Regions from separate parts of the Homo sapiens genome. Here all the other regions are linked to region 1. The links are chromatin contacts, found by Hi-C or POLR2A ChIA-PET in ENCODE. All regions are on one chromosome and are shown on one strand. The core of a region is the stretch at or near the end of the contact, and the rest is flanking DNA. Distances in the headings are between cores, read along the strand shown. Region 1 holds the start of MAP6 (microtubule associated protein 6). Region 2 holds the start of MAP6-AS1 (MAP6 antisense RNA 1). Region 3 overlaps MAP6 (microtubule associated protein 6).

Region 1 (4,100 bases), core at 754-3,253:
GAGGGCGAGAGGCCACTTGGAAAGAATTCTTCTTCTGGAAGAATGGGGACCCTGCAAAGGGCAACATCCAGGCTAACGCAGCAGGTGAGTTGGATGGGGGCACGACGGAAGCACAGCCTCTGCTGACATTGCAAAGGGTCTCTGTGGGAAGGCAGGGATCTGAGGTGGGAGGGATGGAGAAAAGGGCTACAGCGGTAAAGTGAAAGAGCCAGGCAGGCTGAGATGGAATATACTAACAGCTTGCGCATGGGACAGGGCAGAAGAGAAGGCTTCGACAGGAGGTGGCCTGGGAGGCGGCTGGGGAGAGGGTGTGGCCTGGGACTGGAGGGAGGCTGCACGCTAGGCCTGCGCTGGGGATCCTGGGCCCCGGGCAGCCCGCGGGGAGGGTCTGCGTGGTGACTCCCCCGCGCTAGCAGCGGCCGCGTCTCACCTGTAGGAGCTGCTCACTGCACTCGCCACCTCCTCGCGGATTTGCCGGTTGAGGGCGTCCGCCGCGGCGCGCCCCCTGCCAGCCTCGGGGCCGGTGGCCTGGACCTGGGCCTGGGCCGCGGGCAGCGGCGTCTGCTCGTGCCCCAGGCCCTCGGCGCGGCGCACAATCCAGGCAGGCCCGGCCTTCCTGCGCGTGTCGCGCTCGTCCGCCCCGGACGCCTTTCCGGCCGCCAGGCCACCCGCTCCGCCGGGGGCCGCCTCCTGCTCCCGGGCCTCAGCGGCGGCCTGCACTGGCCAGCGCTCCTGGCTCTGCGGCCGGCGCTTGGGCGCCCCGAGAATGGGCGCCGACGCCTGGGAGGCCGCAGAGATCTGCACGGGCTTGGGGATCCACGGGTGGTCCCCGCGGCGCGGCAGCGGCCAGGCGCGGAAGTCCTTCTGGTACTGGGTCTCGCGCTCGAAGGGAGCGTCGGAGGGCTGGTATTCGCTGCGCGGCCGGCAGCTGGGCTCGGGCCGCTGCACCTTCCAGGCTCGGTAATCCTGCCGCATCACCGAGTCCGCGGGGCCGGAGGTGGAGCCGGAGCCCAGGCCCGGGCCCGGCCCGCTCCGGCCGGGGCCCGCCGCCGGCTCGCGCTCGCCGGTAGGCCCAGGCGCTGGCCCCGTTGCCCGGGCAACTGCATCCAACTCGCCCTGGGCTGGCTGCGTCTCTATGGCAACCGCGCGCGCCGAGGGGGGCGCGAGCGCCGGCTGCGCCTGCTGCTGCGGCGGCGGTGGCTGCGGCGGGGCGCCCGGGTGCTCGGTGGCCTCCGAGTACTTGGTGAAAACCAGCGGCACAGCGATGTCCGCTTTGTCCAACTGGTTCCAGAAGCGGGCGATGCAGCAGGCCCTCGTGATGCACGGCCACGCCATGATGCTAGCTGAAAAGCCGGCCTCCTCTTTCTTCTTGTGGTTCTAAAGCAAGTCTCTATAATCTTCCTTCAGCCTCCGATCCTGACCGGCCAATGTGGTTCCCACCGTTTTCTACCCCCGATCAGCCGGAGCTAGTTCGCCCTCCTCCCTCAGCGAGCACCCGGGGAGAGCTGTCCTAGGAGAGTCTGTAGAGTCCCTCGATTACCGGTCGCAAACGCCTTTGGGAGCGCAGTCTGCTGCGAGCGCCGAAGGGTGAGACGCACGGCGTTCCCGAGTCCCCGGCGAGGGTGTCTGGGACGCGCCCCTCCCTGCGGCTGCGGCGGCGCACAGACCTCGGTCGAGCGAGGCGACGTGAGGAGAGGTGGCTACAGGCTTAAGCCATGGCGCAGAGGAGGGGCCGGGCGGTGTGGCCGCAGGGTCCGCGGACCGGGCTCGAGTCTCCTTCCTGCCGGCGTCCTAGTGCAGCCGGCCACCTAGCAGGGCTGGGAGGCCATCACCTCCAGCGGAGACCGAGCATTGCTGCCTCCGCCGCTGCCCGCGAGGATGCCGCAGCCGCCGCCGCCACCGCCTCTTCTCCTGGGAAGCGACCCCACCCTTTTCTGCAGCTCTCGGTCTCCGCCGCTGCCCGCGAATGATGCTGCAGCCGCTGCCGCCGCCGCCTCTGCCTCTGCTGCAGGGAAGCGGCCCCACCCTTTTATGCTGCTCAGCAGTGAGAAAAAAATCCAGGAACGATGCTGACTGAAAGAGTGCTGCAGAAAAAAACAAAACAAAACAAAAACACCTGCTGTCGTCAGCTTGCGCTGCTGGGAGCTTGCCTTCCCTCCCCACCACCCTCCGCCCTGGCAGCTCCTCCCTCCTCTACTCCCGGGCAACAGCAGAATCTGGGGACGTAGTGGGTTCAAGTCCCAAGCTCGTGAGGACTTTCTGTCCTTGTGCTTGTCGCTTCATCCCCAGGAGTCGGAGGCTCCTCTTTTGTAAAATAGGGCCAATGGGGGGGGGGGGTGCTATTAAATTTTAAAACATGGAGGAAACTCCTAGTGAAATGTCTGTCCCAGAATAGATGCTTTGAAAAGGGGAGCTGCTGGAATTGGTCAAAACCGGCGGGCTGTGTTTGAGCCCAGTTTGGTTGCCTCCTGGTTCAAGCACTTGCCAGTCTTACGCACAGGCCTTGCTCAGATGTGTCGGAATGGGAGCACCAGGGCTGGTGGTGCCCTGGATGTTCCTTTCCTAGGGAATCTTTGCGAAGGTATGTTTTAGACTCCCCCAAGAACCGCCCAGTCCCTGTTCAGTTCAGGTGCCACACTGGGGCAGAGGTAGAGAAAAGAAAATTCTGGAAAGTGGCTTAATTGTGGAGGTTGGGAGTAGGTAGGACCTGTGCCCTAGGAAACGGCAGTGCCTGGCCTGCAGGGGCCTTCTGGCACGTTCTCACTCCTCGCCGTTGCTCTTCTTCTATCTTCAAAGCAGAAGAGATTTTGAAGTCCGAAAGACCTGGTTTGGCTCTGCTACTCTCTGTGCCACTTGGGCAAGTTGAGTCATCCCTGTGTTTCAGTCTCCTCATCTGTAGAATGGAGGAAATACTACCTGCCTCAAAAATGGTTTTGTGGGCCGGGCGTCGTGGCTCACACTTGTAATCCCAGCACTTTGGTAAGCTGAGGCCGGTGGATCACCTGAGGTTGGGAGTTCAAGACCACCCTGGCCAACATGGTGAAACCCTGTCTCTACTAAAAATACAAAAATTAGCTGGGCATGATGGTGCGTGCCTGTAATCCCAGCTACTCAGGAGGCTGAGGCAGGAGAATCGCTTGAACCTAGGAGGTGGAGGTTGCAGTGAGCCGAGATAGTGCCATTGCACTCCAGCCTGGGTGACAAGAGCAAAACTCCATCTCAAAAAGAAAAAAAAAGTGGTTTTGTGAGGATAGCGAAGGACCCAGGGCAGAAGCTTTGAGTCAAATCTAATCTGCAGAGATTCAAATCCTGGCTTTTGTAGCTCTTAACTGTATGGCAGTGGGCAAATCACTGCAATCTTCTGACCTTCAGTTTCATCTATGAATGGGGGTACCAATACTGAACTTGCAAGGTTGTTCTGAGAATTAAAATGAGATAATGCACTAAAAATGCTTACCACAACATCTGGCATATGGCAATGGCTCAATAAATGGTAGCTATTAGTATCCAAAAGGCCCACCCAGAAGACCCATAAGTGGAGTGTCCTAAGAAGCCACTTGGACACCTTCTCCAGGAGACCTCTTGTTCCTCCAAGTAACTTTTGTTCTGTCTTTGCTATCTCTCCATTTATGTCTCCTGCACTCCTCCACTAGCTACATCCACTGGACTTCAGCTCTTTTCCCCTCCAATATAGGCAGAGTTTTCAGTATCAGTTAAGCTGGGAGCATTGGTGTTTCAGGGAGAGAAAGTCATGTATGTGTTTAGATTATAAATGGGTTGCACAACACAGATTTTCTTTAATCCTAGAATCAAATTGGATGAGAAGACAGCTCTGATTAGTCAATTATCTACTGAACTTCCTCCTACTTAGGACTTTGCCTCTTGGTGATTTGATTTGAGTTCCATAAATAAAATAATGTCTGGTGCTGTTTTCCAGTCGTTAGGAGATATATTTTTATAAAGAACATAATCTGGTCGTACATTTCCTCTTCTCACCCCTGCAGAACTCCCTGGGATTTGGCTGATGCATTTCCAATAATGATTTCCAAAGGTTTAAAAAAGGCTAAAAATTGGAGGGAGGATGTCTATTCTGAGAATCA
Region 2 (4,100 bases), core at 491-2,990, 86 kb before region 1:
CCCATCACAAAACTTCAATATGTAACGACATTTTGCCCATTTTGTTCAACAGATTCTAAATCCATATTGCAGGGAAGCCGTTATGGTCTCTAACCCTGTTAACTCTTCATCCTTGATGTCTTCCCCAAGGTGACATTCCTTTCTAGTTTTCTTCTGACTCCTCTGCTGCTTTAGGGCAGCCTCCACTTGGGGGCTCCTTCTTTTGCCTGTCCCCTGAATGTGGGTGTTTCCCAGCGCTCTGACCTGACCCCATCCGTCTCTCGCTTTCCACACTCCTGCTGGGTAAACTCACCCTCTCTCATAGCCTTTTTACCTTCTGTGGGTTGGCGAGGCTCACATTTCAATGAGGTCTGCATCTCCGCCTTCAGCTCAGACCCTTTTCCCAGTCTCAGACCACCATGTCCAGAAGTCTGGACACCAAATTGAGTCCATCCTCCTGCCAAAACAAGCTGTTTCCTGGATTCCCATTAATCCACACAACAATAGAGATCTACTCATATTTATTAGATACCAATTTTTATGTAAGAAAAAAATGTAAGATTCTGGAACAAGCCAAAGAAATTACTGCTACATGAAAAAGATGGACAATAACAAGTGTTGGTAAGGATGTGGAGAAACTGGAACCCTCCTACACTGTGGGTGGGAATGTAAAACAGTGAAGCCCTGGCCCACCCAGAACCAGAATAAACGCCGTAGAGGATTTTTCCCCTTTTCCCCCCACTTCAAGAGATGGGCTCTTGAGCACAGTAGAATGATCAGAGCTCACTGCAGCCTTGAGCTCCTGGGTTCAAGCCTCAGCCTCCGAAATAGCTGGAACTACAGGCATGCACCACCACACCCAGCAGAGGATGTTGAACTGATGGCCCAAGGTGGAGAGGGAGTGAAAGTGCAGGTGCTTTGATGGATGAGGGATGGAGTGGCTTCCCTCCGGGAATGAAGGTGTGCAGAAAGGGCCACGCGCCTGCGGGCTGGGTTGCAGGGCCTCTGAGGGATGGGCTCAGATGTGGAAGCTATAGGAATGCCTGGGCAAACTGGGCAGAAATACCACAACCTGGGCAGGCTTTGGGAGGTCCCCAGCCAAGCCCTAGGGAGAGGGAGAGGGGCTGCCAGCCCCCCGGCTTGGGCTCAGGGAAGCCATAGTGATTCTTCTCAGGATGGCCTGAACCTCCTGGAATTGTGATAAGCCCCAAAGACAGGATGAGGCTCCAGGAAAATGACTAATATCAGATTTCCTGTCAACCGTGGCAACGAGAGAAGGGGGCTCCCAGTCTATTTAATTAGATTTACCAAAATAAAGACGTGGCATTTCTTACACCTGAGTGCCATGCTGTGATGCATAGACTGAATTACAAATTGTGAGATGGGTGAGGTAAGAGGGGGTGGCCATAGAGATAGTGAAAAGTGGGCAAATTTGCTATTTAGCAGGAAGGCCAGGCAGGTCTTACTGATAGTTTGGAAGCTGAGGGTCGGAGACTGGTACTGAAAAGGATTTCCCGGTTTCTGGCTGAGAACTGGGTCAACCCGAGTGCATTCCCACCCACTTCCTCTAGACCATCCATCCACTCAGCGGCACAGACTCCCGAAAGTGTCGCTCCAGTCCGAGTTGGCTCCTGTCCCTTGTCCACATAGACCGTCTCCCCGCTCCCCCAATATGGCACAAGGTGCCTAGGCCGTGTGGGGCGTCGGCAGGTATCACGGGTGGGGTCCATTGTGTGAGGACTAACATCGCGGCCTTTCCCCAGACCAGCCACCGGGGACTCCAGAGAGGCCTCGGCCCAGCTCCCGGAAAGGGTCTCCCAGCCAGGCCTTCTAGCGGCCCAAAGCGGGTAGGCAGAGCGCAGATACCGGGGCCTCTTTCGCCCACCCTCGCCAGGGCACTATCCTTCCCACCGGCCCGATCCCGCGTCCCGAGGTCTCGCGGGGCCAGGCTGCACGGGCGGCGGAGCCCGGAGCCCGGGGCGGGGCCGGAGATGAGCCTGCAGGCGGGGGGCTGTGCGAGTGCGCGGGGACGGGGGCTGCTGTTTCCGAGCCGAGAGCCCTGGTAGCGGGGCTCTGTGGGCGGAGACGCCCTCCCGAGCCTGGGCATCTTCGGAGTGGGACTCTCGGGTCGGAGTTCCGCCGCCGGCCCATCCAGTTTCAGCGGGTCGCCTTTGCCTCTGGGCCGGGTGGGGAGCCTCCCATTCCAGAGACCCCCCGACTCCCTGCCCCTCGCGGCGTAGGGGCGCCCTTTCTGCGGCGCCGCGGGGCCGTCCTCTCCCCTCCCCGGGCGGCTGCAGCAGGGGCGCGGGAGCCCGCGGACTGCGGGGTTGCGGTCGCCCCTGCTTTGTGAGTTCCCGCAGCTGGGAGGAAGAAGGAGAGGAGGGAGGAGGGAGAGGTGGGGAAGGGGACGCCGCGGGAGACTGGGAAGTGGCTGCCGCAGGGAGGAGCTAGGCCTCGAGTGAAGCCTGCTTGTAAGAAGGGCCAGGAGAGTCGGGTGCGCCCCCGCCCTCCCTGCCCCACCCCAAGATGGGGACCCAGAGCCCCTCCTCCCGCACTGGGCCTTCTTTCTGGGTAGTGGAGGGCTGGACTGGACTGAGCTGGGAAGGCCTGCAGCTCAGAGGCGCTGCTCTGTGCGTCAGGACCGGCTTGCAAATGAAGATGTTGAGGGGCTGGCTCTGGGCTCATAGCAGAAACTGCCAGATCTAGCGGCCACCCCTCAGTCCTCATCTGCGCCGGCCCTCCCAGCTTTCGACCCGGCCTCACTGTCTCCTGATTGAATCACTCCGGGCACCACAGTTCCCTGGTTCCTCCTTACAGCTCCGGGCCAGCCCCTCTGAACTTTTTCTGGGCGATTCTCTCTGACCTCTTAAGTCCGCAACGCTTGGAACAGGACCCACATCTCTTTCCATTCTGACACTCTCTGAGGGAGCGCAGCGTCCTTCATGTGGGGCTTGTGACCATCCTCCCCCCAGCCCCAGGGCAGCTGACTACCAGGCCCTGTTTCCAGACGTCTCTTCAGAGGTCAAGCCTTGGTAGCCAGTGGCCTGGACATCTGCCCCCGGGTGTCTCGGAGGCCCTCAGGGAAACCTTGTTCTGCTTCTCAGAGATGGCGCCACGGTTCGCTTGGCCTGTGGAAACGTGTGTGTCATGGGACCTGGTGTGTGGGTCAGAGGAAGGACTGGGAGGAGGAGGAAGGTGTCCACATGCGATTTTTTTTTTTGAGACAGAGTCTCGCTCTATCGCCCGGGCTGGAGTGCAGTGGCTAGATCTCAGCTCACTGCAATCTCTGCCTCCCAGGTTCAAGCGATTCTCGTGCCTTAGCCTCCCAAGTAGCTGGGATTACAGGTGCCTGCCACTACACCCAGCTAATTTTGGTATATTTAGTAGAGACAGGGTTTCACCATGTTGGTCAGGCTGCTCTTGAACTCCTGACCTCAAATAATCCACCCACCTCGGCCTCCCAAAGTCCTGGGATTACAGCCGTGAGCCATCGAGCCCGACCTTCACACGCAATTCTTTAGCCTCAATGTGGCCTTGTCTTATCTTCAGGTTTCTGACTATTGGAGCTCATATGGCAGCAAGCTCTGAGGGCTACTTTTGTGTTGGGCCAAAAAAAGCCAACCTCACTGTGAAGAAACGTCTCTCTCTCTCTTTCTCTGTGTGTGTGTGTGTGTGTGTTTGTGTGTGTATAGACAAAACCCTAGTGCTGTTGGGAACGGGGTGAGGAGGCAGGCTTGGGGCCAGTTGGATGGGGAAGGCTTGCTTAGAAAACTAGACTATTTGGGTGTCCTCCATACTGTATTTCCTCTGATGATTTTCCTGTAAGAACTGAGCTGAGCTCCTTTGAAAGGGATAGCAGTATTCCTTGGGAGCCAGCTTTGGTGGGGGCAACTGGTGGAGCCTCCACCCTAGCTTCTTGGGGGCTCTGGGCTTTGAAAGGGAGGCTGTAATATGGCCTTGCGGCCCCTGCCAGTGGCATCCCGGCCGGACCCATCTTTGACTGAGGCTGAGCCCCAGGCCCGCTGGCAGCTCCCAGCCGTCCTCCCCACAGCCTGGCTGTGGCTGTTCCTCGGCCTGCCAGCCCCACAATCACAGCCCACAGGACGCACCCCCACTCCCTC
Region 3 (4,100 bases), core at 628-3,127, 65 kb before region 1:
AGGTGGTGCTCGGTGCAGGCGGTCGCTCTTCCCGGCAACATTGGATCAAAATGTTACACTACCTTTTTGGCCAGTGCGTCTCCCGGTCCATCTTCGCTTTCCCAAAACTTAGCTCTGACTGCTTGCCAATAGTATCTGAGAGGCAATCTAAAAGAGTCAAGCTGCATTATGGAGAGCCCCAGGAAGACTGCAGGGCACAGCTCATCTTGCAGAGAATGGCTCAAATGCAAAAGGTTCATTCCTTCACCTACTCAGGTGGGCCTCACCAAGGAAATAAGATCAAGAAAGTGGTGTTCGTCTTTAGCATTTATTTATAATTGGAAAAACTGTTTGTTTGTTTGTTTTTCTGAGCAAGCACAGACCACAAGCACGTCACAATCAATTGGCTATACATGAATATTTTTGTCATTCTCTTACAGCAGGAATGAAATAGCACCAAGAGAGGTGTGCGCTACATGTTACATAGACAATCTGTGGTATGCAACAAAACCCAGGCCACAAAATCGTAATTAGACACTTCCTGTCTGCCTCAGAGAGGCAAAGAAAGCTATGTGGACCGAATGGGAGCACAGACAGGACAGATTGCTGAGGGAAGCCAATGCGCAGCTCTTGGGGCTGCTTTTGCAGGCAGGGAAACAGCGGGAAAGCTTCAGTCCCAGCTCCCTCGCCAGGGAAGGACGGAGAACCACAGGGAAATGTACAGAGGCCAGTGGGACGAGCTTTGGAAGCTTGGTCACCTTCAGGAAGGCAACACCCAAACACTGCTTGTGGAACCAAAATCAGTTTCATTCAGTACGTTTGGGATATAGAATGAGACTGGCTGAGTTTTATTTGTAAACAGTAGAAATCAAAGGAAGTCTCTTGCCAGTAAAGTGACACATTCAAGAGTCAAAGTGAACTACAAACAGGGTTTTCTCAGTGGGTGTGTTAAGCAGAAGGGGATACTGACAGGTTGAAAAAGACATGCTACAGGTCCTCTAAAGCCTTGGGTGAGGGTAGGAAGTTGGTCCCTGGGGCAGTGAGTGGGGGCGGGGGGTGGGGAAGCCTGTGGGACCCTTATGTCAAACTGCGATTTGGGCAACACCAACTTGACTTGGTCATAGGGATCAAGTCATGTGCACCCTCTGGTTGTGTGGCTGTGGAGACAGATTTCTTTATACTGCCCACCACGCCTAGCACAGTGCCTGGCACACGGGCTTCTAGCAAGGGAATGCTAAATAAATGATCCCCTGTGCATTGTAAACTCTGATTTATTTGATCTGCAAAAATAAATGATTATTCTATGGAGAAATCCAAATTGTGGCTAGCATCAACATGTCTGACTAATGCCAAATCTTGAGAGACTGAACATACATTGGCAAATCCTCTGGATACAATTAAGATCATGTTGCTAGAGCTTTCTGCTAAATGTTAAGATTAGCTGGCAAAGAGTTGGAATCAGTGCCAGGATCCACTCTAGTCATTTCCTGATAGCTTTCAAAATCTGTGACTCATAAACACGGAGACCCACCAGCATTTTCTACCTTCCTTCATACTTCTCCTTCCTCACAGTTTTAAACCCTGAGATAGAAAGGAAGGTCGCAGTGGGCCTGATCAACAACTTCGTTTCTGATATTCCTGTTCTGTTAATAATTATGGCTCATGTAGCACACGCCGAATTAATTTACAAAAGACTTCTCACTCAGCCCCAAGGTGACAACCAAAATGATGTAAGCAGAGACTTTGCTGCCTGAATGGTCGGAGTAAGAGAGAGTTCGTGGAGGCTCCACTTCCTCCAAACCAGAAGGACCTAAAGGGACTTTGAGGTAAGGAACTGTGAGACCCTCACTCTTCACCCCTTTCATTGTAAAAGAAGAGCAAGCCTGCGCCGGGGCTTGACACCGGACGGCAGCCCAGTGTGTCAGAATGCCGGGGACAAGAGGATTTTAAGGACAGGAGATACAGAGTGTGCTGAGCAATATACACGTCATATTGGCAAATATTATTTTTCTGGTAACTATTTTGAGTTCCCTCACAAGCACTGGGGTTTTTTTTTTCACAACAACTCCCTGACTAATTCCTACAACACAACTCTAGCACAGCGAAGGTGGCACTTGCCACCCTTGGGGGCTTTGGCCACACACACACACGACACGGAATATACTGAGAGCTGCTTTTATATATTAATGAGGTCAAAGCTGCTTGCTAATTAGTTAGCAGGGCAGTCTCCTAGTCTGCAGCTAAGTCACAGACATTCTCCCTGACCTGAGGCCTGGCACCGCTGCCCTCTCTGAGGAGCAGACCAGAGCGGTTCAGGAAGGGAGAGTAAACATCGCCACACTTGCCACTACATCTACGCCCCCTTGGGTCTCAGAAATGGAAAGTCAAATTCCAAACACACTATCCCTACACCTTGAACTTTCTTCCTCAGACATCTCCAACCGGTCGCTCTGCGAAACCAGCAGCATTGGACAGGTGGTCGGCCGAGGAGAATCAGAGGAAAACAGCCTCCTCATTTCTGTGATCTTCCTATGACAGCTGGAATGTACCTAAAACACCTAACCTTCTTCACCAGCCCTGATCTAGTTTTAGTTATCAGTGGCGTATCTATGACTCGGTATACAATTTAAAGCCCACTGATAGGAAGCTAAACACAGGCACACATTTCTAATGGACGATTCTATGAAAAGACCACTTAACAGACACAACTCCCTTTTATTGACATTAAGGCCAAGGTTGTTTCTTTTTTTGTTATTTTTGTTTAATATTTCTTCAAATTTTGTCAATTGCTGAAGCCCAGGCTGAGCTTCTGTGGCACATGACGATTCTCTGAATTTTTGAAAAGAACACATGTACCTAAAGTTCAAAATCGACCAGTGACACAGATCTTGGGGATCTGGGAGGAGGAGACCCCACAGACACTTCCAAGCACTGCCGGGAGATTCGTTTCGCCTCTCAGACCTGCCTGCCTTGCTCATCAGCATGCAGTCAGAGTGCCAGGGGAGGGCACAGCCAGCGGCAACGCTTCCTGGTGCTCCAGGGGCTGCCCTCAGGAGGAGGCCTGCCACTCAGTCTGTGAAGCAGGATTCTTCCATCAAAAGAAGCCAAACCAAAGAGCTCCTGGAACACTCAGGACCAAGGCAGATGAGAAGCCTCTAATTAATTTTGTGGCCTTTTTTGGTTTGTTGGTTTAAAAAAAAAAAGTTGGGGGGAGGGAGAGAGAGAGAAGAGTAAAAGGAAAGTGCAGGGAAATTTACTCTTTCGCCTCAGCCAGTTTATTGTTCATCTCTTTGCTTTGCTCCTTGTCGTCTGGCTTGGTGGTACTCGGGCCCTCCGCGCTCTTTTTCTTGGCAGCCTGGCCTGACACCGCCTGCTTGTCTTTGGCCTTCCTCGTGGGCTTATGGCTCGCTGAGGTCTTTTTTGGTTTGGAACTCTGAACACTAGGTTTTTCCACCTGTACGGAGAGACAGACCGCAAATACAGAAACACAAAAAGGTGGGGCGTGGGAAGGAATTTAGAGAGAAAAGATATGGTTAATTAAGGAATGACGGTAATGACAGAGGTTGGCTCAGGTGGAGCACAGTGCATAAGGTGTTCCCAAGGACATTAGGGCATTCGGCATCTCCCGTCTGAACTCCCTGTTCCGTCACTTTGGCAGCACCCACTGGCCACGTGGTCTCCCTTGTCCTGCCAGCCTTCCACCGACCACCCCAGGCAGTGGGCCATACCACTGTTGGGCAATATTTGAGCCCCTCCCTGTAGGAAGTTAACACCTCATCACGTTGCTCAACTCACCCACAGGCATAGGATTTTGCTTTAGTCAATGAAATGTGAGCAGTGACTTGGGTCACCTTCAGGCGGAAAATTTGAGAGTCAGCCTGTGCTGCCCAGTGCTCTCTTTTCCTCTGCCACAGAGACAGGCTGCTCTGCCACCCAAGACCCAGATGGAGAGGCAACGAGGGTTAGAGTGGCAGCCAACCCACAATGGATATTAATGAGAAATAAACCTTTGTTGATGTAAGATGCAGATGTTCTGGGGCGGTGGGTCGCTGCAGCACCCGCTGGCTTCCCCTGTTCTGTCTCTAGGCTGGCTCACCCATATGGAGAAGCATCCTCGCTGA

The links. Hi-C counts contacts between places; a loop is a spot of excess contacts on that map. ChIA-PET counts read pairs that join two places held with the same protein, here RNA polymerase II (POLR2A). Pooled maps may share reads with other maps.
Region 2: a map of IMR-90 shows a loop between it and region 1 (5-fold over the local background). The contact joins the promoter of MAP6-AS1 here to the promoter of MAP6 in region 1. A Hi-C loop is called at or near these places in 21 of 168 maps with a recorded cell type or tissue (A673, Caco-2, IMR-90 and 15 more) and 25 of 50 pooled maps. POLR2A ChIA-PET finds 5 or more read pairs at or near these places in 8 of 52 experiments (A673, AG04450, GM10248 and 4 more).
Region 3: a map of ascending aorta shows a loop between it and region 1 (5-fold over the local background). The contact joins the enhancer-like site here to the promoter of MAP6 in region 1. A Hi-C loop is called at or near these places in 12 of 168 maps with a recorded cell type or tissue (A673, Caco-2, IMR-90 and 9 more) and 14 of 50 pooled maps. POLR2A ChIA-PET finds 5 or more read pairs at or near these places in 3 of 52 experiments (OCI-LY7, PC-9 and Panc1).

Annotation. Positions count from the first base shown.
Region 1 is chr11:75,667,035-75,671,134 of GRCh38, forward strand. It overlaps MAP6 (microtubule associated protein 6), which reads right to left and starts at 2,004. Exons shown (of 4, transcript NM_033063.2): 1 at 431-2,004. The coding sequence starts at 1,335.
Region 2 is chr11:75,581,456-75,585,555 of GRCh38, forward strand. It overlaps MAP6-AS1 (MAP6 antisense RNA 1), which reads left to right and starts at 1,741. Exons shown (of 2, transcript NR_145823.1): 1 at 1,741-1,826. RefSeq lists silencers at 1,759-1,868, 1,879-2,028 and an enhancer at 2,775-3,354.
Region 3 is chr11:75,602,572-75,606,671 of GRCh38, forward strand. MAP6 (microtubule associated protein 6) reads right to left here. Exons shown (of 4, transcript NM_033063.2): 3 at 3,237-3,433. Among named protein-coding and RNA genes, the nearest start is that of MAP6-AS1, 21 kb to the left of the region's middle. Within about 2 kb of position 1,878, at least 4 of the 41 ENCODE cell types and tissues checked have a DNase peak (open chromatin) inside an H3K27ac peak, as active enhancers do; they include PC-3, ascending aorta and endothelial cell of umbilical vein, where a contact is called at or near this core.